Regions from separate parts of the Homo sapiens genome. Here all the other regions are linked to region 3. Evidence: chromatin loops called from intact Hi-C (ENCODE). Cell type or tissue: endothelial cell of umbilical vein. All regions are shown on one strand. Region 1 has its middle 94 kb from the start of RGS9. Region 2 has its middle 8.5 kb from the start of CEP112. Region 3 has its middle 58 kb from the start of CACNG4. Region 4 overlaps PRKCA (protein kinase C alpha). Region 5 overlaps PRKCA (protein kinase C alpha). Region 6 overlaps CACNG5 (calcium voltage-gated channel auxiliary subunit gamma 5).

The links. Hi-C counts contacts between places; a loop is a spot of excess contacts. Peaks named below come from ENCODE experiments on the same cell type or tissue, not always from the same donor. Only the 100,000 strongest peaks of a DNase experiment are listed, where the experiment ranks them.
Region 1: it touches region 3 in a loop (4-fold over the local background); 3 of 110 quality-filtered maps call a loop at or near these places.
Region 2: it touches region 3 in a loop (18-fold over the local background); 20 of 110 quality-filtered maps call a loop at or near these places.
Region 4: a loop joins it to region 3, with 11 times the contacts of the local background. A loop is called at or near these places in 106 of 110 quality-filtered maps.
Region 5: a loop joins it to region 3, with 24 times the contacts of the local background. A loop is called at or near these places in 105 of 110 quality-filtered maps.
Region 6: it touches region 3 in a loop (8-fold over the local background); 4 of 110 quality-filtered maps call a loop at or near these places.

The regions. Positions count from the first base shown.
Region 1 is chr17:65,228,976-65,233,975 of GRCh38, reverse strand. No RefSeq gene overlaps it. Among named protein-coding and RNA genes, the nearest start is that of RGS9, 94 kb to the right of the region's middle. In endothelial cell of umbilical vein, a CTCF peak has its summit at 2,087 (motif pointing left); DNase peaks (open chromatin) are centred at 2,085 and 4,905.
Region 2 is chr17:66,198,094-66,203,093 of GRCh38, reverse strand. It overlaps the pseudogene PSMD7P1. Among named protein-coding and RNA genes, the nearest start is that of CEP112, 8.5 kb to the right of the region's middle. In endothelial cell of umbilical vein, a CTCF peak has its summit at 2,287 (motif pointing left); a DNase peak (open chromatin) is centred at 2,273.
Region 3 is chr17:66,904,591-66,909,590 of GRCh38, reverse strand. No RefSeq gene overlaps it. Among named protein-coding and RNA genes, the nearest start is that of CACNG4, 58 kb to the left of the region's middle. In endothelial cell of umbilical vein, a CTCF peak has its summit at 2,716 (motif pointing right); DNase peaks (open chromatin) are centred at 2,770, 4,120 and 4,440; H3K27ac peaks cover 1,411 bases.
Region 4 is chr17:66,725,618-66,730,617 of GRCh38, reverse strand. All of the region lies in intron 8 of PRKCA (protein kinase C alpha), which reads right to left. Among named protein-coding and RNA genes, the nearest start is that of MIR634, 59 kb to the left of the region's middle. RefSeq lists an enhancer at 1-277. In endothelial cell of umbilical vein, a CTCF peak has its summit at 2,496 (motif pointing left); a DNase peak (open chromatin) is centred at 2,497.
Region 5 is chr17:66,712,990-66,717,989 of GRCh38, reverse strand. All of the region lies in intron 8 of PRKCA (protein kinase C alpha), which reads right to left. Among named protein-coding and RNA genes, the nearest start is that of MIR634, 72 kb to the left of the region's middle. RefSeq lists enhancers at 2,801-3,497, 4,128-4,187. In endothelial cell of umbilical vein, a CTCF peak has its summit at 2,098 (motif pointing left); DNase peaks (open chromatin) are centred at 1,099 and 2,079.
Region 6 is chr17:66,853,326-66,858,325 of GRCh38, reverse strand. All of the region lies in intron 1 of CACNG5 (calcium voltage-gated channel auxiliary subunit gamma 5), which reads right to left. Among named protein-coding and RNA genes, the nearest start is that of CACNG5, 21 kb to the right of the region's middle. In endothelial cell of umbilical vein, a CTCF peak has its summit at 2,916 (motif pointing left); no DNase peak of the experiment used is centred here.

The DNA.
Region 1 (5,000 bases), 1.7 Mb after region 3:
TTCAAGCGATTCTCCTGCCTCAGCCTCCCAAGTAGCTGGGATTACAGACACCTACCACCATGCCCAGCTAATTTTTGTATTTTTAGCAGAGACAGGGTTTCGTCATGTTGGCCAGGCTGGTCTCAAACTCCTGACCTCAGGTGATCTGTCCGCCTTGGCCTCTCAAAGTGCTGGGATTATAGGCGTAAGCCACTGTGGTTGGCCAAAATTCCGAAATTTAAATATAGATTACATACATAATATATAACGTGTGTATATACAGAGAAAGAGAGAATAAATGGCATTAGGCTTCAATTGGAGTGTTTCTACCACTTGTAAGTGGGGAAATCACATCTGCAAACTGAAGGTGGTCTCCCGCCTCCCAACACTGTAGTGAGGACTAAATGTGAGCAGGAATTCACGAGGGGATCTTTAAATGTAGGCCTGTAAGCTGTGGTTGTCTGAATCCCTAACTCCCCATGATGGAGTCCTTCACGACAAAACAACTTGATAGCTACCTACGGGTTAAGGTGAGGGAATAAAGCGTGCAAAAGTTAGAAGATGGACTGTGAAAACGTTTTCTAAAGGCTCTGTAGGGAGACCTGCTGTAATGTGCCCAGGACCAGCCCAGAGTATGACTTTGGTCACATTCGTTTAGCCCCTCCGTACCCCAGCTGCCTCGTCTAACACACTGCGCTCCCCTTTCCCTAAACATGATGGGTCAGGGAGACAGAAGTGCGCTTCGTAAAGCATAGAGCTTCTCACAAACATCCTGGTGATGCTTTCCACAAGCCTCTCCATGTTCCCATGGAGTAACCGCTGTATTAGAGGTGGCATAGTGTTCCCCTGACACCTGTGCCAGTACCAGGCGCATAGCCACAGCGCTCCATGCATGCGCCACACAGACAGTCCATGCCTGCATGGACCAGACTGTGCATGGACCAGAGTGTGGCCCTGGGCGCTTGTGTGCACACGCGCACCTCTATGCACGCAGGCTCCCGCCCCTCCTTAGACATAGCTGATGCTGCTGTAACCAGAGCCAATATCCCAAGCCAGCTGTCCCTAATAAATATACTCCCCCCACTCCCAGGAGTCCATGAATACTCTCATTCTGTTCTTCCCAGAAGAAAAAGAGACTGCCCCTCCCTCAGTCGCCTCTCATGAGGCCATACACAGGTCTCTCCTACCAGCTGAATAGTTTAAAAGATTGTTTTCTGATCCCGTTTATCCCCCCTACATGCCACCCCATTCTGGTCCCTCTGGGTGCCCCAGCTCAAGCCTCACCCCCTCAGCAGGGGAGCTGTAATCCCTCAGGTTGTCGTCAAAGATGAATGAGGGACCAGGCACAGTGGCTCATGCCTGTAATCCCCGCACTTTGGGAGGCCAAGGCAGAAGGATTACTTGAGCCCAGGAGTTCAGGACCAGCCTGGGCAACACAGGGAGACCCCATCTCTACAAAAAGCATTAAAAAATTAGCCAGGTGTGGTGGCAAGTGCCTGTAATCCCAGCTACTTGGGAGGCTGAAGTGGGAGGATCACCAGGAGTTCTAGGCTGCAGTGAACTATGATCACCACTGCACTTTAGCTTAGGTGACAGAGCAAGACCCTGTCTCTAAAAAAGAAAAATGAATGAGGCTTCGTGGGCCTCCAGTCCTAGGAGTCAGAGCTTGACACAAATGCCCTTCGAGAGTGGGATTCTTCTGGCCGCAGTCGGCAGGAGAGGGAGGGGGTTTTCTTTCTTTCTGCTGGAGATTTTCTGCAGAGGGTTCCAACCCTCACTCAAAGCCACTAGGGACAGAGCCTTGCCTCCCTCCTCCCAGCCTCCCCATCCCTGGTCCCCATAAGCTCACAATAGCCAGGAGAGCCACATAAGGGCCCCACAGTCACCCAGGGTTGCACAGGTAGACAAGATGCTTCTCTCTCATGGGTCCCCACTTTGGCCAGCTTATCCTGCTACCCCCACACCCCAATCTGGCTTTCCAAAAAGGAAGGCACCGTTCTTCAAGCCCCTCTCCCTTCTCTGACACAGGTCTCTGAATGCTAACAAGAAACTCCCAGCCGCCTCTCTTTAGGGATCTGTGAGCCTAGGACTCCCTCTTCTGGTGAAGTGTGAGGAGGTGACAGCTGCCCAGAGGGGAGGGCTGACCTCTGAAGCTGGGGTGTGTGAGGCATGAAGTATCCCCGGATCCCGGCTTCCTTCAGCCTTCCCAGCTCATGAATCATTGGCCTTCTTCTTTTCTTCCTCAGCAAATAAGCAGGAAGCAGCCCTGCCTCCTCTCAGACTCAATGATTTCACCCTGTTAGTGGTGTTCGTTCATTCTCACACTGCTGTAAGGAACTAACTGCAGCTGGGTAATTTATTTAAAAAGAGGTTTGATTGACTCACAATTCCACATGGCTGGAGAGGCCTCAGGAAACTTACAATCATGGCAAAAGGCAGAAGAGAAGCAAGTATCTTATTCACAAGGCAGCAGGAAAGAGAGAGAGCCCGAGGAGATGCCAAACACTTATAAAACAATCAGACCTTGTGAGACTCAATCACTATCGTGAGAACAGCATGGGGGAAACCGCCCCCATGAGCCAGTCACTTTCCACCGGGTCCCTCCCTCAACATGTGGGGATTACAATTCCAGATGAGATTTGGGTGGGGACACAGAGCCAAACCATATCAGGCTAGAAGGCCTCAAAAATCTAGGAAACCCTCTACCTAAGTGAGAGCCAGTAGGGGGATCCCAAGAGCACCATGTTGAATGGTTTATGTGTTAGTCAACTAAGAACCTCCTTGTTCTCCCACCCTACCTCTGCTTTTCCGGGGTCCCCCCTCCGACCCCCCTGCAGACATCCCAGCTGCAACAGCCCAAGCCCAAGGAGGGAAGGAACCTTACCTTTGAATGAAGTTCCAAGTTTTGCTTATTACACTAACATTGAACTGCATACAGAACTAAATGGAGACTGTCCTTGTCACTGATCATACCTGGAGGATCTGTATTATCTAAAAGTGACCAGAAAAGTTATGGGACTTCTCAGAGTTTTCATCCAGGTTTAGGAAAAGAAATAACTTGCAGCATAGGTTTAAAGGAGCATCTTGGGGAAAAAACAAAACTGTTTTTTTCTTGCACTACATAAGGTTCTGAGCAGCCAACACAGTTATATCCATATCACTCTATAGGTTTCCAAGCAGCCCTGTGAAGAAGGTCAAATTGTTACTCCCAGTTCACAGATGAGGAAATCAAGGAGCTGTTCCAAGCTGGAAAGGCAGGCGGCAGGATTCCCACAGCCCACAGCCCTGCACTCCCCCAACATGGACTAGATCCAATGCCCCCAGCTTGCTCCTCAAGCAATGATAGCACCTCCATGAGGGAATCAACTTTATTCCCAGGACCTCACTTGGTGTTTGACACCTAGCCGGTGTTCAGCCTTGAGCAAGTGGAAAGCACCCAACCATGGAATACAGCATAGCTACATTTTATAGGCATTTACCAAATATTGGCCAAACAGAAACTAACTGGTCACTCCCGTCTCCTCTTGCCCCACCTCTTGCATTATGTTATGTTATGTTATGTTACGTTATGTTATGTTAGTGTAACCCATTACCCCCAAAACTGTGTAATAATTCCACTGTGGGAGAGACCAAGTGTCCGCCAATATCCACTCTCCCCATCTTCCTTCCTCTAGCTAAATCTCTAGAAGTTTAACTACTCACAAACTGGCCTAACTGAAGACTACATTTCCCGGACTCCCGTGCAGCTAGCCATGGTCATGTGACCAAAGGCCAACCAATGGGATGTGAATGGAAATGACCCATGCTACTTCCTGGTTGTGAACTTAAGATGAAGCCACCTTCCCACCATTGCCTCTTTTTCAGTTATCCCCTGGGTATGGGCATGGGTGTAGGGGTGGTGAACCAGCTTCAATCACTACCTCAAGGCAGTGGTTCTCAAGCTCACCTGGACATAGACATCACCTGGGAGAGGCGCTAAAAAAAATCCCAGTGTCACAGCTCTGTGCGTGTGCCCTGGACAGCGGGATCTTTCAAGTTTCCCCAGTGGATTCTAATGTCCAGACAAGATGGAGGAGCATCATACTTGTGACCAGGGGATGGGTGGAGCAACAAGATAAAAAAATTTATTGGTTGTTGGATTTTTTTTTCTCTTCCCTGGCCTCCATTCACTTCCAGCCCATGACCTGGACTGCCCTACTGCCTTTAGGCAACTCTGTGTTACAGACAGAAACTCTGTCATGTTTGAACCCACTTCCTCCCTTCTGAGGTCTATTTATTACTGAACTATAGCCTGGACTTTATTTAATCCAACCAGTGGATTCTGGAGCCTTCTGTCATTGACGCTCTATCCATGTGGATCTTAGTTTCCATGTGGGCTTAGTTTCTCTTTAGGACCCTGGGGGCTTAGGAGAGGAACCCTTAAACACTGATATACAAACCTAGGGTTGAGATTCTCCTTATTTCTTGACATTGGCTGGTAGTAAACTAAGGGTGTGGATTGCTTCGCCTTTCATCTCATTTTAGATCAGCATTGCAAATAAAGGCATCAGGTTAACAGCTCACTCACTCTTCCAAGAAAGGACCAGACTCTCTCACTTACATTCTGGGGGAAAATTTTTCTTAGCCCTTTGTGAGTGACTCTTGTGAGCCCAGTGGAATAGATTCAGTAAAATCTACAATGAGCAATGGTCTTTAAGTATTGAAGCTCTGTGTTTTCCCTACGGGGATTAGCAAATCTAGGTTTCAGCCATGCACCCACCCAACATTCATTTGTAGAAGTGTGCAGAGATGAGTCAGCAACCCCAGTATTTATGGGCTAAATAAGTTGTCAGAGGTTAAAAGCAAGTCAGGGGCTCTTATCTACTAATTGAATTCTGAGGAAGTTGAGGGCTAAAGGGGAGGGGTATAATGAGTGGTTTGGCAAACCACTTGATTTTTTTCTCCTGTGAGGACTTCCTATGCAACTTTTAAGAGCTGTTTTATTCACCGCGTAGCCCTTAATCGCAACCCGCTGTCCAATC
Region 2 (5,000 bases), 710 kb after region 3:
AATTCTCCTGCCTCAGCCTCCCCAGTAGCTGGGACAACAGGTGTGCACCACCATGCTTTTGGTTAAAACACAATACTCCAAGCTTGTCATAATTTGTAAACCTCAGCTTTCTAAACCTCAGCCATTTCCCCAATGAACTGAAGATAACGGTGTTTAGAAATGAAGGTCTGGGCCGGGCGTGGTGGCTCACGCTTGTAATCCTAGCACTTTGGGAGGCTGAGGTGGGTAGATCACGAGGTCAGAAGATCGAGACCATCTTAGCTAACACGATGAAACCCCGTCTCTACTAAAAATACAAAAAATTAGCCGGGCATGGTGGCGGGCGCGGTGGCGGGCGCCTGTAGTCCCAGCTACTCTGGAGGCCGAGGCAGAAGAATGATGTGAACCGGGAGGCGGAGCTTGCAGTGAGCCGAGATTTCACCACTGCACTCCAACCTGGGTGACAGAGTGAGACTCCGTCTTAAAAAAAAAAAAAGAAATCAAGGTCTGCATTGTGTCTGGGTGTAGTGCTCATTGATACAGAGGCATCACTGCTTCTAGGTCTTCTTCAACAGACAGAGCTAGGAAATACATACACATATTTATGTACACATGCACTACTCATATACACAATAATTAGGTCTGCATTTTGATAGCACCAGATAGTCAGCATGCCTAACTTTGACACCTCAGCACTTCTGTTTTAAACCCTTAGCACTTTTCCAACACTCCTCCCTTCCCCAGCCTATTCTACAAAGAAGCTCCTGGGATATGGCAAGTTTGTTGAAGGTTGTGTTTTGTGCCATTTTGTTCACTGGAAGGCATTTTAGGGGGCTGGATAGGTTTGGATCACTGAAAAATAATCAGAGCAGACTTTAGAGCTTAGACGATAGTCCTGATTCCTCTCATTTAATCGTATTTTCACAGAAATAAAAATCTGCTATTTTTGTAATTGGAAGAGGCAATTTGGATTTGAGGAGTCCATCGGTAGAAACTGCCCAATTGCAGCCCCTCTATTTAGTGATTATGTGGTCTATTTTGTGCCATAAGTAGATTCCCTTTTTCAAGTGTTTTTCTTCTTAAATGCTTTGATCACCAGGTTGCCTGTCATCACAGTTGTGCCGTACCCTCCCTAGCCATAGTTTGCGGTGATCTCCCCCTACTGGAGATGGTACAGGAAGTACTAACCGCCACAGGTAGCCTAGTGAAGAAAGAACCACAACCATAAGGAGCTGGTTATCATCCTCCTTTTTTTTTTTTTTTTTTGAGATGGAGTCTCGCTCTGTCTCCCAGGCTGGAATGCAGTGGCGCAATCTCGGCTCACTGCAAGCTCCGCCTCCCGGGTTCACGCCATTCTCCTGCCTCAGCCTCCCGAGTAGCTGGGACTACAGGTGCCCGCCACCACGCCCAGCTAATTTTTTGTATTTTTAGTAGAGACGGGGTTTCACCGTGTTAGCCAGGATGGTCTTGATCTCCTGACCTCACGATCCGCCCGCCTCGGCCTCCCAAAGTGCTGAGATTACAGGCGTGAGCCACTGCGCCCCGCCCATCCTCTATTTTTGCACAGTTGAACTGAATCTTCCCAAAGTAATATTACTCACCTAGCAATCATAGACTAAATGAACTCTATACTATATAACTGTAACTCTACAAATGCATATAACTATATAACTATACACTCTATAAATGCACATGGCTAGGGAGGTCTTCTTCCAAGACAAGTTGGTCCCTGAAGGTGCTTCTCAATGACCGTCTTTTTTCTCTTGGTTTATGGCAGGACGGCGTTCTAAATGCAAAGGAATCAATGTTTTCACGTATCTCTTATGCTATATTTCTGCAAGAAGTTTATAACATAATTCTCTCGTTTCTAATACATGGACCAATCTTTCAATATATAGGATCTCTTTCCTGTGCCCCAAACTTAATAATAAGTACTATTCCTCAGTGACATTTCCTATCTATTAACCTGAGGATCATTCCCTGCTTTAATCTCTCAATAAAAGATTAAAAAGATAAAAGAAAGAAAGAAAAGGAAAGAAAACAACTTGAGCTGTGTGCATGTGTGTGCCAGTATGCCTGTGTGTGGGTGTGTATGTGGTTGCTGTGCAAATATTTGTTGCTTTTGTGTGAGTGTGAGTATATATGTGGTATGTGTGGCATGCATGTGGATTTGTGTATGTGGTTTGAGTGTGTGTGCTTTGTGTATGTGCCCATGCGTATGCATGTGAGTGTGTGTGTGTGTGTGTGTGTGTGTCTGCGCATGCACGTGCACATGATAATTAGTTCTTTGTGTGCCATTGCTGCCTCCTAGTGGCATCTATTCCTTTCCAAAGTGCTGGCAAAACAGTTGGGAAAGAAAAGAAGCCCTCATATTGAAGTTTCCTGTGTCAGGCACTGGGTACATTTTTCTACATATCTCACCTCTGTTAATTCAATCTCCCCAATCATCCCATAAGGAAAATAAATAAACTGAAGCTCAGGAAGATTATGTAACTTAGTTTACCGAGGTCACAAAGCTAATAAATGACAGAACCAGATATCTAAACTTCAGAATGATTTCTTTCGTACCATTTTTATACTGCTAGTTAAGCTATGATTTTTCCCAGTAGCTTCCTGGAAATATTTGCATTCTAAAGTTGGAGTTTTACAGCCTACTCCTGAAACAAGTTGGTAGAAAAGATTGTTGTATATTCAAGGCTTGGAAGTATCCTAGGTTGCTAGTTTTTATGGATACTGGCTAGGGCATTATGGCAATATGTATATCACTGAAGGGAAGGGAGAAAGAGTAGCCAGTTTATCTCTGTTAATATCCTATAGCATGAATTGCCCAAGAGGCTAAGATAGAAAAAGCAGCAGAAGGAGGAATGAAATGGTGAATATTGCTTAGTTCTAGCATAAGGAAGAAATCCAAAGTCACTGTGCTAAAGGCAGTGACTCTTTTCTTAGTAGTGAAAAAAAGAAAATATGCCTCCTCATTCTTAGTTTCTGCAATCTTTATACTGTATTTATTTATTTATTCTATTAAAAAAATAGAGACAGGGTCTCGCTATGTTGCTTAGGCTGGTCTGAAACTCCTGGGCTCAAGTAATCTGCCTTCCTCGGCCTCCCACAGTGTTAGGATTACAGGCGTGAGCCGCTGTGCCTGGCCTATAATGCATTCATTTGTGGTATAATCTATACTTCTGTGGTCTGTAAATAGAAAGTTCTGCATTACTTACCATTCAGTTTAAGGAATTTACCAGGTACAGGATTGTTTTCATATTTGTCTCTAATGTGTTTATATAATAATTACAATTCTTGGTATTTACAAATTGTTTTCCATCTAGATAGCTAAAAGTCATTTACATTTTTCACTCTAATGATGGAGTATCTTAATAATGCAAAATGGTGAATCACGGAAATTTGATTGCTTTGAATGTTAGCTTATGCATATTGCTAATTTTGAAACAATAAATTAAAAATATGGAAGATACTTATATCTGTCTAATATATCCATATAACTATATATAAAGTTCCACAAAAATAGATAAAGGACAAAAGAGATACTTTGCAGAAGAATAAAAGACTAATAGAGATATTTAAATATTTCAACTTCTCTAATAGTGAAAAATGCAAAGTAAAAAGGGATGCTTTTTTTTTTTACACACAATTAGCACAGATCTAAAAAACCATTAATGTGAGACAGTCATTCGCACAGACCATTGAGTGAAGTTGCAATTTGAAAAATACTTCCAGTAAGTGATTTGGCAGTACTGATCAAAAGCCTTAATGCTTTTATAATGCCCATAAGAATATCTTTTATGGAGAGAGCTAAAATTTCAACCAAGATGTATATAATCAAAGGCATTCATTGCAACATTATTTATAAGGGCAAGAATTGGTAAACACAGGAGAGTAATTGAGAAAATTATCATATCCATATGATGACATAATAAGTAGATATTAAAAATGATAATATAGATATAAAAATTTGAGTAAATATATACAAATGTTAATAGTAGTTATTACTTAATGGCAGGATTGCACATAAGTCTTTTCTTCTTTAAACTTTCCAGTATTTTTCAATTTCCTTATAAGGGAAATGAAACTTTGAAACCATGAAAACTTTTTACTTTTAATTTTTAATTTTATTTATTTATCTTTTTGAGACGGAGTTTCGCTCTTGTTGCCCAGGCTGGAGTGCAATGGTGTGATCTTGGCTCACTTCAAACTATGCCTCCCAGGTTCAAGCGATTCTCTGGCCTCAGCCTCCTGGGTAGCTGGATTACAGGCATGTGCCACCATGCCCAGCGAATTTTGTATTTTTAGTGGAGACGGGGTTTCTCCATGTTGGTCAGGCTGGTCTCGAGCTCCCGACCTTGGGTGATCCACTCGCCCTGGCCTCCTAAAATGTTGGGATTACAGGCATAAAAAAGCTATTTAATACACGTTTTACTTTTTCTGCTCTTTCTTTACATCACTCTTTTCCTTATCTTTATCTTTCCCCTTGTCAGCTTTTCTATCTTTTTGCTCTCTTTTTTCTCCTGCCCTTCTTTCTTGTCTCCATCCTGGTTGGCAATCTTGTTGTTGATGAGGTTGTGCAGGGCGACCACAGAATGGATCAGTGAGGCCCACAGAATGGATCAGTGAGGCCAAGTACACTACCACCATCTGGTCATTGGTCCTCAGGTAAAAGGCTTTAATAGGCTCCTGCAGGCTAACATCTGGCAGCAGGTTGAAGACGTCCTGCAGCTCGTAGATGATCTGGTGGTTGATGCGCAGCTTGCCTGTGGCTACTTTTTCCAGGTAGCTCCTGATATCCAGAAGCTTGGAGTTCGGTCCCTTCAAACCATGGACCCGGTTTGTGATCCGCTGGGACAGAGTGCCCACCGTTGTGTTGTGTCTTTGATGTCTCGTAACAAGTGTTCAACTCCAACTTCCTCAGCTTACTCTGCTCCAATTTCACTGGTCACATGTTCAAATGTTTTCAAGGTTGGAGTTCCATCATCTTGGATTTCTTCCACTGAAATGTATGCTTCTGT
Region 3 (5,000 bases):
AAGCTCAAACATCAATGACTGCTGAGGGTGGGGTGTGGAGCCCAGTCCCCATGTCTCTGCATTATAGATGCTATTTGTATGAATGATCTAAAGCAGAAGAGACTCCCAGGAAGTGGACCTCAGACTCCAAAGGGACAGTGACCAGCTGTCAGAGTCTCAGAGTTCACGTGGACAAGCTGCCCCCACAGACAGAGCATAACCCTGCATCTCAAATGTGCACAGATGACTGTTTTCACAGTTGGGTAGAAGCTGTTGTGATGAATAAACTACACATTTATTCCACAGTCCAATGAAATCCAATAGTAAATTTTAGTGGGTTTGTGTGTTCTCAAGCAGCACCTACTAACCATATAATCGCTTGGATGTGGGCCTTGTAAGAACAAGGTCTGCACCTTCTAAGTTCAGAAAGCTCAAAAGCTCTGGTCCAGATGTTGTAGCAAAGCAATCTCTTAACCAGGCCTTTCACCCTTTTCCCCACCAGGAAGTCAAGGCCACTGTCCCTTTAGGGTCTGTGTTTCCAGCTGAGAGCTTCAGCAGACAGAAGAGCAGATGAAGCTGGGGAGAAGTGGAAATCTCATTATCCAGGCTGCCAGCATGCTGATTTCCACTGTCTCCCATGGAGGGGTCCCAGGGAAGGTGGGAAGGACCCACTCTTGGTCCGGATGGTGTCCCCATGCTCAGAAAACAACTTGGCTTTCTTCAGTCTTGGGAATCCCAGCTTGAGCTTCCCAATTTCTTACATTGTGTCTGCTCTTCCTGATCTCATTTCCAATCAGGTTTTATAAGCAGATCCTTAGGATTTGGAAATGTATAGTCTGGGCTAAAAATGGCAATTGGCAAGTGACTGATTAGGGACATTTGGCACTGGCAGCGTGTTGGTGAGTTACATCTGCCTGCTATGAAATCCCATCCTGGTCCTGGTCACCGTCTGGTCAGCCTCCTCCAGCCGCCATCCAGTCTCAAGTCTCCAAGTGGATCAGAAAAAGACCTGTTTCTCCAGAATGATGAGGAATTAGGCCGTGAGATGAATTCTGGAGAACAATTGCACATGGTAACTTCTCTGAAAATTCTACTTTGGGAGGTTATGTTTGTATAATCACTTCTCCATTACTTCCCCCTTGACTACTAAATCATGATGCACAAACTTAGTAAGAAGTACTCAGAGTCATACGTATAACTCAGATTTGTTGTGAAGTAGCTTTCAAAGGATGAAACATAGTTGTATGAAAGGAGGATTTTGGCTGGGTGCGGTGGCTTATGTCTGTAATCCCAGCACTTTGGGAGGCTGAGGCAGGCTGATCACTTGAGGTTGGGAGTTCAAGACCAGCCTGGCCAACATAGTGAAACCCCATCTCTACCAAAAAACACAAAAATTAGCCAGGCATGGTGGCATGCACCTGTAGTCCCAGCTACTCAAGAGGCTGAAGTGGGAAAGTTGCTTCAACCCGGGAAGCAGAGGTTGCAGTGAGCCAAGATCATGCCACTGCACTCCAGCCTGGGCAACCAAGACCCTGTCTAAAAAAAAAAAAAGGGAAAAAAAAAGAAAATGGCTGGGTGCAGTGGCTCATGCCTGTAATCCTAGCACTTTGGGTGGCAGGTGGATCACCTGAGGTGGGTGAATCACCTGAGGTCAGGAGTTCAAGACCAGTGAAACCCCATCTCTACTAAAAATACAAAAATTAGCTGGGCATGGTGGTGTGCGCCTACAGTCCCAGCTACTCGGGAGGCTACAGGAGAATCATTTGAACCCAGGAAGCGGAGGTGACACCACTGTACTCCAGCCTGGGTAACAGAGAGACTCCGTCCAGAAAAAAAAAAAAGGAGGATTTTATTGCATTTAACGGATGACACTGGCCTCCCCAGGTGCAGAGAAAGAGCACTGGAGTGGGAATCAGGAGACCCCATTTCTCTTCAGGTTTATCATTCCTTGTGTGATCCTTTAATACTCAATTAACCACTCTGGGCCCGAGGGGGAGTGAGGGGTGGGAGTTGGTTTATGGTCACCAGGGCCATTTTCCAGTCTTCCTTGTCAACTCCGTGCCTGGACAAGAAAACATGCATAGTCTTGAGTTTTTGGAGTCCCCAGGGCATTGCACCCCAGAACTTTAGGGACCCAGGAGCATGACCTTAAATAATAACCAATCTCCCAATGAGAAAATTATTCTCCTCTCAGTGTCTTTCAGGCCCTTTAATTAACGCAAGCCTCAGTCTTGCTTTTTTATCTCTCATACCCCAGCCACACTTTCTGATCTCCCCCTTGTAACAAACACAGAGCCAGGCCTGAGGTCCAGAAGAAATCAAACCATGTGATTTGGTGTTGCGTGGATTAGTCTTATGGCTATCTTCTACTTTTTTGGTGCATGATATTGGATTTCCATTTACTGTAGGAGGTGGCAAAAGATTTTTCTTTTAAATGAAATGTATCTTAGCAAACAAGTTGATTTACAGGAAAAAGGTTGATATTAAGATCACAAGTGATACCTAGATGTTGCAAAAAATATGGCATGTGCAGGCATAGATCTACGTGAAGTTTAGATATTTTTATTTATTTATTTAGGGGATGTTTACTGATTTATGGCTTAAGAACACTCATCGTACTGCCTCTGAATTGCAGGGGGTTATGCAAGGAATTGTATCTCTCTTGTGTATCTGCGGATGTGGAATACACCCCGAGTTTTGAGTTTCTGCCGGCTCAATCCCTGCAATTGCTGGATCTGGACACCAGAGGGAGCGTCTCCCTTTGCGTCTGAGGAGGCGACCTTGACCATGGCTCCGTGCCACATTTCACATGCATGTGAATTAAGCCGCCATTTTCTGAACCTAATCACAACCCTTATTGTTAATGGAGTCCACAAATGTCCCCTGCCATTCATGTCTCAACCCAAATGTCACGTCTTCAGGCCTCCCCTGAGTCTCCTCCACCTGATCCCATTGCATCTTCATCATTGCACTACGCCTGTGATGGGTGTGTGTTCTGTGGTTCTTGCATTCCATCCTCTCATCCCCACGCCAGAAGATAAGCTCCTCAAGGGCCGGGGCTCTGCCTAGAACAGCCTCTGGCATGCAGTAGCCACTCAATAAATATCACTCAATGGCGGAGTGAGTGACCCTTCAACGAAAACTCAGTTGCAGGCGGCACGCAAATTGTGCCAGGACGGAAATTAGGTCAGACAAATCTTATTCCAAATCTGAGGATCCTTCACATGTTGGCCTCCTGGTTTGGGGCAAGTTATTTGGATTCTCCAAGACTCTGTGTTCTCATGTAAGCAGTTGGGGAAAATAGCCACTGTTTCATCAGGCCGTTCTCTACCTGGTAGAGAAAGACATTAGGCCCTTGTGAACTGGTCTGTCTGGATTGGGAGAAGTTTGGAGTTGACCGTTTTTGTTGTTGTTGTTGTTGTTTTCTTTGAGACAGAGTCTCACTCTGTCGCCCAGGCTGGAGTGCAATGGTGCGATCTTGACTCACTGCAACCTCCGCCTCCTGGGTTCAAACCATTCTCTTGCCTCAGCTTCCCAAGTAGCTGGGATTACAGGCAACTGCCACCATCCCTGGCTAATTTTTGTATTTTTAGTAGAGACGGGGTTTCACCATGCTGGCCAGGCTGGTCTCGAACTCCCGACCTTAGGTGATCTGCCTGCCTCGCCCTCCCAAAGCGCTGGGATTACAGGTGTGAGCCACCACACCTGGCAGGAGTTGACTGTTTTTATGAAAAACCGTGCTCATCACCCCTGCCCCCTTTAAAAAATGCCAAGTAACGGGCACAACAGTTATCGCCTGCATTTTCACCCCAACCATAGCCTCCACCCCTTATGTTCTTCCACTCTCCTGCTTGCTATCCTGGGCTCCTCTTAGTTTCTCAAGCCCACCTCAGAGCCTTTCCCATGACAGTCCCATGAAATCCTCTGTCCAAGACCTTTCCTTGGGGAGCCCTCACTCATTCATCCAGGACTGGGCTTAAGCATCATTTCCTCAGGGAAGCCTTCCCTGACCACAGACCCCACTGGTCAGCAAACCCTTTAGGTCCCCTGTTCAAATTCGTATTTATTTACTCAATGTCTAGCATTCCCATTATTTGTTGAGTGATAACGTGCTGGTGGAAAATATCTCAACGTTGACGTGGTTTGGCTTTTAGCCATGGACAGGCTCCAGGGCGCCAAGATGGGCTGCATCAGAACAGCGGGGGAGTTTGCTCTGCCCCAGAATATGCCAGAACCTGCCAGAGCCTGCATCTGTGCACTGAGGGTTTCCATGCCAACCAGCTGGGCCCTAGTGAGGGGCACTTGATTCCCTAAATGGCCCCCCAAGTCAATGACAGGTGTGCCTCTCTGAAGTCGGGAAACTTGTTTTGAAGTCATGGCTGGTGAATTCATAGAGCTGGATCTTTACTGTTTAGAAATTCATTCTCAAAGGCAGAAAGACTACAGGAAGTGAGCAGCACATTCCCAGATCCAGGGGCAAGAGCTGAAAAAATGGGAACTCTGCCAGCAGTAACTTGCTATCAGCGAGTCCTCTCCCACAGTCCCAGACACAGGGGCTCAAACCCTGTGCCCGGGGCCTGCCCCCTCCTGGCCTCTCCTTCTGTCATGGCCCTTCTCTGACCCCTTCCTTGTTCTTAGATTGTACTGGCACTAAGCGAAAGCTTTTGGAGGCGATTGCTAGATTCTCCACATTTTTCTTCTCCTTAGCTAGAGAAGGTGAAATTTCCTAATGATCTACAATGTTCTCTGGCTACAGCCATGCCTCTGTACATGTTTGTAGCTTAATTATCAGCCAGAGCCTCCTGATGGCAATGTCCTCCCGGTGGGACACACCTGCTCTGCATTCAGAAGCTTGGCATTTGGGGTGTGTGTGTGTGTGTGTGTGTGTGTGTGTGTGTGTGTGTATTGCAGCTATCTTTTTTTTTCCCTAAAAATTTTCTGTCCAGGTAAGTGTGTTTGAACTGCAGTGGGTTTTTGGTGTTTCTTCTTTTAAAAAAATCGATTTAATTTTAATTATCTTT
Region 4 (5,000 bases), 180 kb after region 3:
GCATGCTATAGGAAACTCCCGCCAGCACCAAGACAGTTTACAAATGTCATGGCAATATGTGGAAGTTACCCTACATGGTGTGAAAGGGGAATCCTCAGTTCCAGGAATTCCCTGCCCCTTTCCCAGAAAACTCATGAATAATCCACCCCTCGTTTAGCATTTGATCAAGAAATAACCACCAAAATAGCCAATCAGCAGCCTGCAGGGCTGCTCTGCCTATGGAGTAGCCACCCTCTTATTCCTTTACTTTCTTAATAAACTTGCTTTCACTTTACTCTGTAGGTTTGCTCTTGAATTCCCTCCCGCCCAAAGCCAAGAACCCATGTGGCCTCTTAGGCTGAACCCCAATTTTGGGGTTCACCCTGTGACACTGCCAGCTGTGTCTAGATTCCCAACTCTAACAGTGCTTGGCACAGGACATGCACTCAGCTCTCTGGCTGAACAAATACAGAACTGAAGCCCAAATGTGCTTATCAGATGCTGTGCTGTTGGGTGATGCTTTTCTCCGATAACAATAACTTGCTTGTGGCCAGACATGGTGGTTCACACCTGTAATCCCAGCACTTTGGGAGGGTGAGGTGGGTGGATCACCAGGTCAGGAATTCAAGACGAGCCTGGCCAACATGGTGAAACCCTGTTTCTACTAAAAAAATACAAAAATTAGCTGGGCATGGTGGCACATGCCTATAATCCCAGCTACTCAGGAGGCTGAAGCAGGAGAATTGCTTGAACTGGGACTGGGGAGGCGGAGGCAGCAGTGGGTGAGATTGTGCCACTGCACTCCAGCCTGGGCTATAGAGTGAGACTCTGTCTCAGAAAAAAAAAAAAAAAAAAAAAGAATAACTCGCTCATACAGGGATCAAGTCTCAGGGCTTGTGAACATGCTCTGATGAGTTGAGTGCCCCCATTTGACCAGAGACATTAAAACATGAGGGAGAGATGGCCCTGATATTTTTGCTTCCAGACTGAAAGTGTGAAACACGGCTGAGCTCTGCCTTTGTTGGCAGCATGTAGTGGAAACACCTGTGAATTTGGGGCCACTGGAAACGTAGAAGGCCCATAAAGATAAAACATGAACTGTGATGCTACACATACTGGCCTGCCCACTTCGGCAGGGCCAGCCCAGTCCTCTAAAAACTGGCCCCGGCAATGATTCTAAGTTGAGAAACTTCCTAGGCTGTGTCTACATTTAATTTTTAATTTTTATTTTTTTGAGACAGAGTTTCACTCTTGTCACCCAGGCTGGAGTGCAGTGGTGCGATCCCAGCTCACTGCAACCTCTGCCTCCTGGGTTCAAGCGATTCTCCTGCCTCAGCCTCCTGAGTAGCTGGGATTACACGTGCACACCACCAAACCAAGCTAATTTTTTTTTATTTTTAGTAGATATGGGGTTTCGCTGTGTTGGCCAGGTTGGTCTCGAACTCCTGATCCATCTGCCTCGGCCTCCCAAAGTGCTGGTATTACAGGTGTGAGCCACCGCACCCAATTGGTTGTGTCTAAATTTAAAAGAATACATAGGAAGTGCAAATTTGAGATGAGAATACCGACTATGCCACCCTGCTCTGCACTTCTGACTTAGAATAAGAAAAAAGTTACCAGAAAGAGGCACAGATTAATCGTATTTTCTCAGGATTCACAATAACATCTGAAAACACCCAAACACAACTGACTTGCTGATCTGAGATGCTTGAAACAGTTAAAAACTACTTTCACCTGGGTGAAGTTGCGGTTCATACTACCAACGAATGCCCAGTTTCCAACTGTAGCACGCAGTTCTACCCAGCTATGCTGGACTCCTCTGACATTCCCAGACAGTCATTCCGCCTTCCTCCTTTGACAAGTCACCACCACAGTCAGGGGATGTGGGCTGATGCAGTGATGAGCCTCCAGATAGGCAGGGGGCCTTTTTACACACTTTGCCATCTACCGCCTCAACTGCAGACATAACCTAACGACGGCCTTGTGAGTTTCATGTTATCATATTAGTCTGGTTATAAGCATGAGACACTGCTCACAGTCAGGCTAAAGGCTGACAGAAGCATTTTTACATTCAAGTACTTCTGAACTTATTTGCAATATGACCTTGGCCTCAGGTCTCAAATCAATCACCAGGTTTGAGAGCAATATCCACAAAGGAGACACCTGCTCGCACAAGGTGGAGCTGGGCAGAGGACGCCACACGCTTCCTGCTCTGCCTGGGCAGATTCTTTTCAGCCGGAAGCAGAGCTGAGTTTCTGGAGGCTGGTAGAACAGGCAGCTGTTTGGGAAGGAGACAGACCGGTGTGTGGGGTCCAGGGCAGGCTGACCACGTCCATATCAGAGAGGTAGCTTCTCAGTGGCCTGGCCCAGAGGGTCAGAATAGATTTCTCCCCAGCCCAAGCCAGCCCTGAGATCAGAGCAGACCCAGCATCTTCACGCCCTTGCTCCCCCAATCAAGAGCAGCACTTCTGTTTCCACTACAGAACACACTCCCTGAGCCATCTCCACGCTGCCACCTGCAGGCCTTGCTGCCAAAGGACACAGAGCCATCCAATGCTGAGTTTTTGAAAGCAGCTCTGTTATGGTAGGAAACTCCACGGTACGGCAACCTCAGGGGTCTGGGCCGGCTTTGAGCAAGTCCCACTTTCAGTCTGGGTCTAATCAATGCTGGGGTTGAGGGAGACAGCCAGTGGATATCCGAGCAGCTACATCACTGGGGGTGGGGGATGCCTGAGGGCAGGGGGACGAGGAACCATATAGGACTTCCAGGTGGGCAGGGCGCCAGGGCAAGATCAGATGCAGCGCGAGGCTTGACCTCCAGACCTTTGGCCAGCACCTCCTCTGTCTTCCTGAAGACCCAGCCTTCCCTGGCCTGCCGTTTCTCCCCCATCCCTAGCCTGGCTGACCTCTCCCACTTCTTCAGGTCCCAGCTCAACTGCTATTTCTTCAAGAAAACTCAAACAGGAATAATACAAGGTGGTAGCAGGAGAACAGAAAATTCCAGGCAGCAGTTTCACGGGACTAGCAAAAAAGAAAAAAAAATGTTGAAATAACTGCATAAGCTAGGGGCCCACAAGACCCTAAACATCAGGATGTGGGCCAAGCTGGCTAAGACCAACTGGACCCAACATGGTGCTGGATTTGACCCAGTTTCACCTGGGACCTCACTGTCCACTCATTAACATCCTCAATCCTCTACCCACCAGTGCCACGGCCGTTCCAGGAACACCAATATTTAGTGTAAAAACAGGTGGCACCACATTTCTGAGAAATCTCCACCTTTTTCTGGGAATCTTCAGGAATATCCCACCCCTTAAAGAAGCCCATAAAGGTAGCAGGCCCCAAACCCCCTTGCACGCCACTCTCTCTGGAGTATGCCTGCCTTTCCCTTTCTCAAGTGTGTACTGGTCACTTTGCAATAAATCTCCATATTTTTCACTATTTTCTGACTCATCCTTGAATTCCTTCCCGTGGCAGTATCAAGAGCCTGGACACCAGCTGAGGTCGAGGTCCCACCAGCGTTTGGGGACCTCCCCTAGCCCACGGGCAGCAAAACCCCTCCCCAAAGATGTCCCGTTGCTCTCGCTGGCGGGCTACTGCTAAAATGACAGCAGAAGCCAGGCACGGTGGCTCAAGCCTGTAATCCCAGCACTTTGGGACACCAAGGCAGGAGGATCACCTGAGGTCAGCAGTTCAAGACCAGCCTGCCAACATGGTGAAACCCCGTCTCTACCAAAAAATACAAAAATTAGCCAACGTGGTGGTGGGCGCCTGTAGTCCCAGCTACTTGGGAGGCTGAGGTGGGAGAATCGCTTAAACCCAGGAGGCGAAGGTTGCAGTGAGCCAAGATCGTGCCACTGCCCTCTGGCCTGGGTGATAGAGTGAGACCCTGTCTCGAAAAAAAAAAAAAAGACAGTGGTCCTGTCCTGGATTCACCGGCTTCCCACACGACAGAGAGAAGGCTGAGTGCTTTGATGGCTGAGGAGGACACTCGCTCTGCTCTGTCTCTCGGCTTATTTCCCACCACTCCCTCCGCCTCGGTCCCAGCCATGCCAGCCTGCCGCAAGCTCCCACCTGTCTCCTGCCTTGGGACGCCAGCTCCGCCCTTCCCTCTTCTGCTGTTCACAGTCATCCTCCACAGTGGTCTTCCTGAAACCCCAACACTCCTTCCTTCTCCCAGTTAGCTTTCTTCCCGGAAACCGTTGCCACCTGACTGCAAGTCTGGGAGGGCAGGGGTCTTGCTGTTCTGTTCACCTTCAAAGTCCAACTCAAGTGCCTCCTTTTGGTTTCTCTGGAATTTCCAACCTGCAGCAGACAGGGCCCCACCCGTATCCCCTGAGCTTTCTGTCCTGCACACCTGCGAACACCTGAGCTTTCTGTCCTGCACACCTGCGAACACCTGCGCTTTCTGTCCTGCACACCTGCGAACACCTGAGCTTTCTGTCCTGCACACCTGCGAACACCTGAGCTTTCTGTCCTGCACACCTGCAAACACCTGAGCTTTCTGTCCTGCACACCTGCGAACACCTGAGGGTTCCATTCAGACCACTCCTGCAGAGGGAGCCCGAGGTGCCCGAGTTATGGGAACAGGAAGCCTGTTCCAGAATGTTCTTCCAGCTCACAAGAAGACCGAGCTCCAGCTGCCCACAGTGGTCATCAGCTTGAGAACACAACCTTGGCTAGGTCCTACCCTTACCTGGCTCCCATCTCTACTCCCCACCCATGTCTCCTGGGATCCCTTCAGGAATGAACTTCTCAAAACCATGGGGCTACGTCAGCTTCTGGGGAACTTAACACACATTCCTTCTTGGAATTTTTTTTTTTTTTTCTAGACAGGGTCTCACTCTGTCGCCCAGGCTGGAGTGCAGTGGCATGATCATGGTTCACTGCAACCTCAACCTCCTGACCTCAAGTGATCCGCCCATCTCAGCCTCCTGAGTAGCTGGGACTACAAGCATACATCACCACACCCAGCTAATTTTTTTTTTTTTGTAGACATGCGGTTTTACCATGTTGCCCAG
Region 5 (5,000 bases), 190 kb after region 3:
ATCTGTAAGTGCAACCTGGAAATAAGGGCCTGGGTGATTCCTCCCACACAACTGGGTCAACACCTGCTACTTGGAGTTTTCTCCCGGAGGCGGGAATCACAGGTGACCAGCAAATCACAGGCATGAGTCATTCTTTCTCCTGCTGGCAACTGCAGCGAGGGCCTCAGAACCACAGACTGTCAGCCACAGAAGGGTCCCTGGGGAGTCTGACCTGCCTAGGATGCAGATGAAGATGCTGAGGTCTAGAGAGCTAACTTCACCACAGCCTCTGCGCCGCTTCGTGGCAGTGCTGGTGGAGGAAGAGAAGGACGCTCTGTTCTCTACAGAGGCCCTGAAACTAGATGCTGGATCATCCCGTACGTTTCCCTGTGCTAAGGTTGCCCCATCTGGGCTGTAATCTTTGACTAACAGCAGGAGGATGACAGAGCTTTTAGAATTCAAAAGCAACTTGGGGATAGTCTCATCAAGGCTGCCCATGTTACAGATGAGGAGAATGAGCCCAGGGGGCACCGCGATATGTCTAAATCAGTTTTCCATCCTGAGCTCTGAATCCAGAACTCCAGCCTTTGAACCTAGTGCTCTTCCTCCTACATCGAGGGTGAGCAAACTTTTTCTGTAAAGGTCCAGATAGTAAATATTTGTGGCTTTGTGGGCCAAATACTGTCTCTGTTGTAACTCTCCAACTCTGCCATTGTAGCTCGAAAGCTGCAAAAGTGAGTAAAGGAGGGAAGGTGTTCCAATAAAGCCTTAATGGTGAAGACAGGCAGCCGCTGGGGTCTGGGCTGTGGATTGCAGTTCGATGACCCTTGCCCTGTATCACGCAGGTTCTCAAATCACTCATCCTCATTTGCAGTTAGATTTCAGTACAATGTCTGTATCTTCTTAATCTATCACAACAGCGACAATTAAGAATCTCAAGAGCACTAGAATTAAATCACTATTCAGGCTCTTCCACAATGCTTGCTATGCCAGGCAGCACAGGAAAAGGAAATTTTGCAGCCATACAATGGTGGTGAATGAAGTATGTATTCAGCAGAGCAAAATGTAAGGGCAACACATTCAATCGTTTTCTTAACAAGAAATATTTTCATGGACACACCCACTTTGGCTGTTGCCACGGTTAAAATAAATTCACAGGCAGCGAGAGGGCCTCCGTTGTCATGGCAACTGAGCCATTCTCCAAGGAGAAACGTGGGACCCTGACGTGTTGGCACTTTGCCAGATGTGGAAACTGCGAAGTGCTTGGTTCTTTTCATACCACATAATATTCACCTCTAGTATCCCGGTGTGTGATTTTCTTTGCAGCCAACCAAATTTTTCCCTGTTTCCCAGATTTGTCTGTTGATAATTGACACATCTGTTAGGATCGCTAATCTTGGTGGTGCACGCCTTGTCTCACCTGCTAAACACCTCCTGGAAAGGCGGTTTGCCCTTGTACCGCGTTCTCCCCAATTGCTAAATCTCCAGGCTTACATGAGGATTCCCCACCAATGACCTTAAGTTTTTCCATCTGCAACAATGTTTTTCTCCCACCAGGGAGCTAGCTGATGGCACACTTGCGTCTGATGCCCGGCTTAGAGGAAGGCCCAGTGCGCACTGCAACAGCCATGACATAGCATTGTTCGAGAACTTTGGGCACTTAATCATTTTTGGAAACCTATTCCTTTTCCTGCTCGAATGCTCCCCTTTGGAATTACCACCACACTGGCTTTATGGGTTGGCTGTGGCAGGGTCAAGAATCACATGAACTCAGAAACATCATCAAAGTAAATAGTTTTTCAGACTGTCAGCAACATGGCTTCGAAGTGGGTAATTCTCTGGTGCTAAAAAAAAAAACCCGGGGAGATAGAAAATGGGCTGGGGCCCAGTGCAAGCAAGAATAGACTGAAGGAGCCATCCAGCTCTTGGGAAACCCTTGACTTCTTTGCAGCACACTGAAGATCCTCTAAAGCCAAGAAGCAATGGGGAGCACAAGGTGGTGATCTCATCTCTATGTCCACTAAAATGTAAAGACATCCAGGCAACAGTTGATTGCTGTTTGTTGTGTGCAGGTGTCATGGAATCTTTCATTTGCAAATCTTTACTGCCCTCTTGTGGTATTCAGTTTCTGAAGCAACTGCAGTTTGGCTGGGATCTTTTAGCAGAGATCCACCTAAGATTCACTAGTCTGCCTTACCGAGGTGAAGTCCCAGTAAATGGGGCAAGATGGCACAAACAAGACACAAAATTGTATCTACGCAGATGCAAAAAAAAAACTGTATCCTTTATAGTAGATGACCTGAATCACTCACGTAAGTGCCAGGACTTTGCAAAATGCCAACGGAACTATAGAGTGCCAACGGAACTACAGATGCCAAAAGTGGGTTTTAAGATCTCTGGGTGCTCTATTTCTAGAAAACAAAGATCCAAACAGTTGTAGGCCTTTCTGTGTCTCCCGAATCTTTCCAAACCCTTGACTGGGTGCAGACTCTGCAAGCCACAGATCCAAGAAAGGGCCTGGGGGGAAGGGAGGCAGTGAGGGCTGCAGGGGGCCCTGGAGTGGTCCGAGGGAGCCACGGTGTTTATCTTAGAAACAAAGAACGACCTGGAAAATAGTGAGAAGTAACGACAGTTACACGAGGGCAGAGTTCAATGAAAAAGCCACTTCTGGGAAAATCCAATTGAAGCTAAGCGAGCACAGAACAGCAGCTCCTGAAGTCAATAAAAAACAGTAACAAAAAACGCACCCAAGCTATAACTGGCAATAAAACCCAGTTCCCCAAGGAAGAAGGTTCCAGAGCCTTCCCTCCATGGCTGTGCAGCTGCTGCAGAAAGGAAAAACAGGATGACTGGGCATCCTCACAGAGAAAAAAAAAAAAACCAAAAAACAAAACACATCCTATCCCCGAAATGCTGGATACACTGCTCAACTACTCAACGGAAAATTTTTATAAAATGTCTCTGACAGGAGCAAGCAATTTGAAAGCAGGGCCGACTGTCATTAAATTTAGCACAATATTTCCATAATCATTGATTTCATCCTACCCTCACTGAGCCTTTTTAATCCACACCAGTTTTTAAAACCAAGGGGCCTAATTATAGCTCAATGGGACACCTGCTTCCAAGGCTAGCAGCAGCTGCACTGTTCTGGGCTATTCTCTGGGCCCTCTGTGTCAGGCAGCTCACTAGGCGCTCAGGAAGGTGACAAGCATGGGATCTGGGGTCTGCCAGCAGCGGTCTGGGACACCAGTAAAGGCACTGCACACTTCTCTGAGGCCTGTTTCTTCATCTGTAAAATGGGTCAACACTCCCTTTCTCGTCCTGCAGGCTTGGGAGCCTCGCCATCCTGCAGTGGTGAGGGAGTGATCAGAGCTCGGGGCTGGTGGCTGCTGCCATTCTGAGTAGTCTCGCCACAGCCATCGCCTGCTGCCAGGTGGCAGCGTCAGAAGACAAATTTCCATTCCAGGAAGGGGGAAGAGACGAGGGGGTGGAACAGTGAGACCTCTCCTAAAAAGACAGGGGCTTCCCAGCTGCCCTCAGGGGACTTGGACAGGACTGAGGAGCTGGTCTCCAGCAGGAGGGGCTGCCTGAGGGCAAGGTGGAGGTAGGTGTTTCCTGTCTCCAACGGTGGGCACAGGCCTGAGGGCACAAGGGCAGCTGAGGTCAGGACACTTTTCCCTTTACACATGGTATTTGCACCCTAGCTCTCTGGCCCCATGCATGAGGCCTGGCAGCTTGAGGGGGGCGTGGACTCACAAGGGGGCATTCTCCCCAAAGGAAGCAGCGGGTGGGGGGGAACATGGCTGGGATGCAAGTGGCCTCAAAGCAGAGGGCCTCACACCGGAGAGGAAAGGTGTGTGATCGGATCACTTCACCACCGCACGAGATACTCCTGGGATCTCCCAGCTGCAACTGCTGGGCTTTGGAAGTGAACAGAGGTTTTGTCAATGGGCCAGGAGAGAGCCAGGGAGTCTAAATTAATACAATTATTGTGACCCTAAGGGTATCTACAGGCTGTGAGCACCTGGGGGAATGTGAGTCACAAAACGAATACCCCTAGTAAGAGCTGAGACTATGGCTGTGTCCTGCCTGCCCCCACCCAAACCATCAGCTCTGAGCTGGCTGACCACCCATGACCATTGGGAATTCATGGACAGAGCCCTTCCTGCATGATTCTTTGCAGCCTGTCAACAGAGAAAACCAGTGACTGGGGGCCAGACTCGGACTGAGTGTTGACAAGTCTATTTTCAGAAAAAGCCACAAGGTAAAGATTAGCTCATGACCAAGCCAAGGAAGCCACTTTGAAGAGAGGTGTGAGCGAGCGGTGGCACGCTATTATCACTGCCTGGGTCAGGGTGAATTTCCAACATGCGGGTGACATTTTCTTTCTCAGGTAGAGTAGCCTGTTTCTTGTCCTCATAACAAAACCACACAGGAAACATAATAAGCACCAACACAAAACATGTCAGAAAAGAGACTTTGTTGACTTGACACTTCTCATCTCTGTTCTTAAATGAATTCAAGATGGCCTTGCTTCACTGCTGCAGGTGGGAGTAGGGTGGGGTACGGGGAGCAGATTCCTATCTGATGGGTTATTTGTACCTAATGTACAACCGGGGTCTCCCAACTGGGGCCCGGGAGTGGTTTAGAAAGCACAATGAGGTCGGATGCGGTGGCTCACGACTGTAATCCCAGTACTTTGGGAGGCCGAGGCAGGCAGATCACAAGGTCAGGACTTCAAGACCAGCCTGGTGAATATGGTGAAACCCCTTCTTTACAAAAAGTAAAAAAATTGGCCGGGCATGGTGGCGCGTGCCTGTAGTCCCAGCTACTCGGTAGACTGAGGCAGGAGAATTGCTTGAACCCGGGAGGTGGAGGTTGCAATGAGCCAAGATTGCACCATTGCGCTCCAGCCTGGGCAACAGAGTGAGACTCCATCTCAAAAAAAAAAAAAAAAAAAAGGACAACAAAGGGTTCACTTTAACTTGGCAATGGCTTCTTGGAAACCAGCAATGCACAGT
Region 6 (5,000 bases), 51 kb after region 3:
GTCTTCACTCCCGGGTCCAGAAAGGAGGCAAGGTTGACCACCAGGCTGGCTGAGCCCAGGGTGGAAAATACTGGGCCTCAGAAGATGGCACTCATGGGTTGGGAAGCTTGTGTGCACCCCAGTCTAAAACCAGCCTCTAGATGAAGGAGGCAGAGATTTGGGGTGGGCCGGGGAGGTGCAGGATGTTGCAAGGCCAGAAAGCCCAGAACCTCCCAGAAGCTGCTAGAGAGGAAAGTGTCTGCTTTCCAAGAAGTCAGGTAAGGAACTGAGAGGAGAAAAGGCATGGTGTGCCCATGACCTCTCCCAGGAGCCCATGCCCAGACAGGATTGGATAGAACCCAACCCCAAACCCATATATCAATGGTCCTTAATTCCCGCTGCCCATGAGTGTCATCTGGGGGGATTTAAAATAATCCCAATGCTGAGTTGCTTCTGAGACCAACTATATGTGACCTTCTGGGGGTGGGATGGAGTGGGCTGGGACCGGATATTAGTGTTTTGTAAAACTCTCAGTTGATTCTAATGTGCAGCCAAGGCTAAGAGCCACTAGCCCATGTGAGGTCCCCCACAGGCCTAAAGATATGCAGACCATGCACTCATGATCTGATTTTGGTCTAATCTGGACTAGAGCGGAGCTTCCCAATATGGCGGCCACTAGCCAGCCACAGGTGGTTCTTGGGCACTGGAAACGTGGTAAGTCCAAAGTGAGACATGCGGTAAGTATGAACACATACCCCAGATTTCTAAGATGTAGTATGAATAAAGAATGTAAACTATCTCAGTGATTTAAAAAACATTGATCACATGCTGAAATGGCATATTGGGCTAAATAAAATATATTATTAAAATTAATTTAACCTGTGTCTTTATACTTTTTTAGAGTGGCTATAAAAAACTTTCAGTTACATCATGTGGCTTGCATTACATTCCTATTGGACAGTGCTGGTGTACGGACCAGCCAGTTTAAAAACGTGTTCTCAGGCCAGGCAAGGTGGCTCATGCCTATAATCCCAGCACTTTGGGAGGCCAAGGTGGGAGGATCGCTTGAGGTTGGGAGTTCAAGACCAGCCTGGGTAATATAGTGAAACCTTGTCTCTACAAAAAATCTAAAGATAGCCCATGCATTTGCAGTCCCACCTACTTGAGAGGCTAGGTAGGAGGATCCCTTGAGCCACGGGGAGGAGGAGGCTGTAGTGTCCCTGCACTCCAGCCTGGGTGACAGAGTGAGACCTTATCAAAAAAAAAAAAAAAAAAAAAAAACTTAAAAATTGAAATAAAAATGTGTTTTCTATATTTCTTCTATTGATAAGTTTATTTGTTTTTGATGATAATTTTCTTTAAAACTTCACTTCATGATTCCACTTATATAACATTCTTGCAATGACAAAAATAAAGAAATGGAGAACAGATTAGTGGTTGTTAGGGTCAGGGACAGAGAGGGGAGAGAGGAAGAGGCCAGTGTGGCTATAAAGGGACAACACGAGGTCAGGTGTGGTGGCTCACACCTGTAATCCCAGTACTTTGAGAGGCTGAGGCAGGTGCATCACCTGAGGTCAGGAGTTTGAGACCAGCCTGGCCAACATGGTGAAACCCTGTCTCTACTAAAAATACAAAAAAGTAGCCAGGCATGGTGGCATGTACCTGTAATCCCAGCTGCTCGGGAGGCTGAGACAGGAGAATTGCTTGAACCTGGGCGGCGGAGATTGCAGTGAGCCGAGATAGCGCCATTGCACTCCAGCCTGGGCGACAGAGCGAGACTCTGTCTCAAAAAAAAAAAAAAGGCGGGGGGGCAACACGAGGGATCCTTGTTATGTTGGAAATTTTCTATATCCTTGACTATATCAATGTCAGCATCTTGGTTACCAGGATATCCCTTTGTACTATAATTTTGCAAGATGTTGCCATTGGGTGAAACTGGGTAAAAAACTACATTGAGTCTCTCAGTATATTTCCAACAACTGCATGTGAATCTACAGTATCTCAAAATCAAAAGTTTAATTATTTAAAAAATTTCACCTCTGAAACAATAACTTCCATTATCTGCTGGCAGGAGCATAAAAGTATTTCACTCTTTTGGAAAGCAATTTGGTTGAGCGTTAAGCATTTTCATCTCTCTTGGTTCCAGTGATTCTACTTCTGGGAATTGCTACTAAAAAATATAAACACAAGTACAAAATACACAAAAATGTTGATTCACTGTTGTTGATAATAGCACAGTGCTCAAAGCCACCAACATGCCTCTCTGCAAAGAAGAGTTATAGGAACTATGGTTTACCCACTCAAGGGACTATTATGTAGTCATTGACGGAAAATGTGGCAAGGTAATGTTAAACGACAACAACAACAAAATGTTGGGATACAAAGCATCAATAGTTTGTTTGCTAATTCCTAAAAAAGAATCTTTTAAAATGTGGGATGATGAGTGTAAAAATATTAATAATAGTTACTTTGATAATAGGATTGTGGATGAATGTGTCTATCCTTTCTACTTCAGTTTCTTTTCCTTGATTTTTTTAAATACATATGCATGGCCGGGTGCGGTGGCTCACGCCTGTAATCCCAGCACTTTGGGAGGCCAAGGCGGGCAGATCACCTGAGGCCAGGAGTTCAAGACCAGCCTGACCAACATGGTGAAACCCCGTCTCTACTAAAAGTGCAAAAATTAGCCAGGCGTGGTCCGAGCCTGAGGCAGGAGAATCACTTGAACTCTGGAGGCAGAGGTTGCAGTGAACCGAGATCGCAACACTGCACTCCAGCCTGGGTGACAGGGTGAGACTCTGTCTCAAAAAAAAATACATATGCACAACTTTTTAATTTAATGACATAATGATCATTCCTCTTTTTAAAATTAAGGAGTTTCCTGGAGCTGTCTTCCTGGAGCTAAGGGGCAATGCCCAACCAGGGAAGAGGTCGCCCCCTGTCGGTTGAACATGGTGGTGCGGCCCAGAGACCTGAAGAGCCTGAAGGCACAGCCAGGACAGAGGCCCCGGGCCTGGGGCCAATTAAGGGCAGATTTAGGGTTCCCATTCCTGCCGCAAAGCCGCTCAGAGAATCGCTGCCTGTTAAGAGAGTAGAAAAAAGAAAAGAATCGGGAACATTGCAGCTTATGTGAACTCTGACAAGACACTTGAGCTTTCTGAGTCTCATTCAGTAAAGATATTAAACGGTGGCAATAACATGATCCCTGTATTGGGGGGTGTTTAAGGGGTGAAATGGGCTTTATTCTGCTAGGCAACGCCAATTGTTTTTCAATGTAGTTCTACCACCTGCAGTATGTAAGAATTCTCAGGCCTTCATATCCTCACCAACATTTGGTATTGTCACATATCTTAAATTTTATCAATCACAGTGAGAATCAAATGATATTCCATTGTCATCTCAACTGGCATTTCTATGATTGCCGGTGATATGGGGTATCTTTTTATGTTTGGCTATTTTTCTCTTCCCTTTTCTGTGAAATGCCTGTTCATGTCTTTTTCCCATTTTTTTTTCTATTGGATTCTTCATCTTCTTTCTTATTCATCTATAGGAGTTCTTGAGGTGTTGTGGATATTAATATTTTGCCATATGTATGTGCTGAAACGTTCTGCACAGTCTACAGTTTTTCTTTTCTTTTTTCTTTCTTTTTTTTGAGACAGAGTCTTGCTCTTGTTTCCCAGGCTGGAGTGCAGTGGCGCGATCTTGGCTCACTGCAACCTCTGCCTCCCAGATTCAAGCAATTCTCCTGCCTCAGCCTCCTGAGTAGCTAGGATTACAGGCGCCCACCACCATGCCTGGCTAATTTTTTGTGTTTTTAGTAGAGATGGGGTTTCACCATGTTGGCCAGGCTGGTCTCGAACTCCTGACCTCAAGTGATCCACCCACCTCAGCCTCCCAATCTTTTCACTATTTTTTTTTTTTGAGTTGGAGTCTGGCTCTGTCACCCAGGCTGGAGTGCAGTGGCGCGATCTCGGCTCACTGCACTCTGCCTCCCAGGTTCACGCCATTCTCCTGCCTCAGCCTCCCAAGTAACTGGGACTACAGGTGCCCGCCACCATGCCCGGCTAATTTTTGTATTTTTAGTAGAGACGGGGTTTCACCATGTTAGCCAGGATGGTCTCGATCTCCTGACCTTGTGATCCACCCGCCTCGGCCTCCCAAAGTGCTGAGATTACAGGCGTGAGCCACCGCACCCGGCCTTTTCACTTTTTTAATGCTAACTTTTCAGACATTCTTAAATTTAAATTTAAATTAAATGTATTGTACTATTATTGATTTACATATGTTGGTCTTGCATCTAGTAACTTTGCTGCATAATGTTCCTTTGGATTTTCTATGAGGATGAGCATATAGCCTGTGAATATTGACAGTTTTGTAGTTTTTCATTCTAATTCTGATACCTCATTTTTTTCTTGTCTTGGTGCACTTAGGGACTCGATGACATAAAAGTGATGATAGTGATATTCTTGTCTAATTTGAAAGAGAATGATTCTAACATTTTACCGTTACATATGATATTTGTTGAAAATACAGCTTATCAGGGTAAGGAAGTTCTCTGTTTGCAAAGAGGTTTTGTTTTTGTTTTTGTTTGTTTTATAATTATATTGATTTTTACCATATGTTTTTCTGCATTTATTGAAATAATGTGCTTATTTCAATTATATTTATAGATTTTGTAATGTTAAACAACCCATGCATTACTGGGACATAGCTTGCTTTTGTTGTCTTACATATATACTCTTAATCTGTTTAGTTTCATCATCAAAGTTTCAGTTGAACCACAATGAGATACCATTACGCACATACTAGAATGGCTAAAATTAAAAAGATTGGCCATACTAAATATTGGAGAAGGTTTGGAGAAACTGCAGCTCTCATATGTTGCTGGTAGAAATGCAAAATGGTACAACTGCTTTGGAAAGCAGTTTTGCAGCTTTTTGTAAAGTCAAACATGCTCTTGCCACACAACCAGAAATTCTACTCCTAGGTGGAACTCCTAGAAAAATGAAAACTTGTGGTTG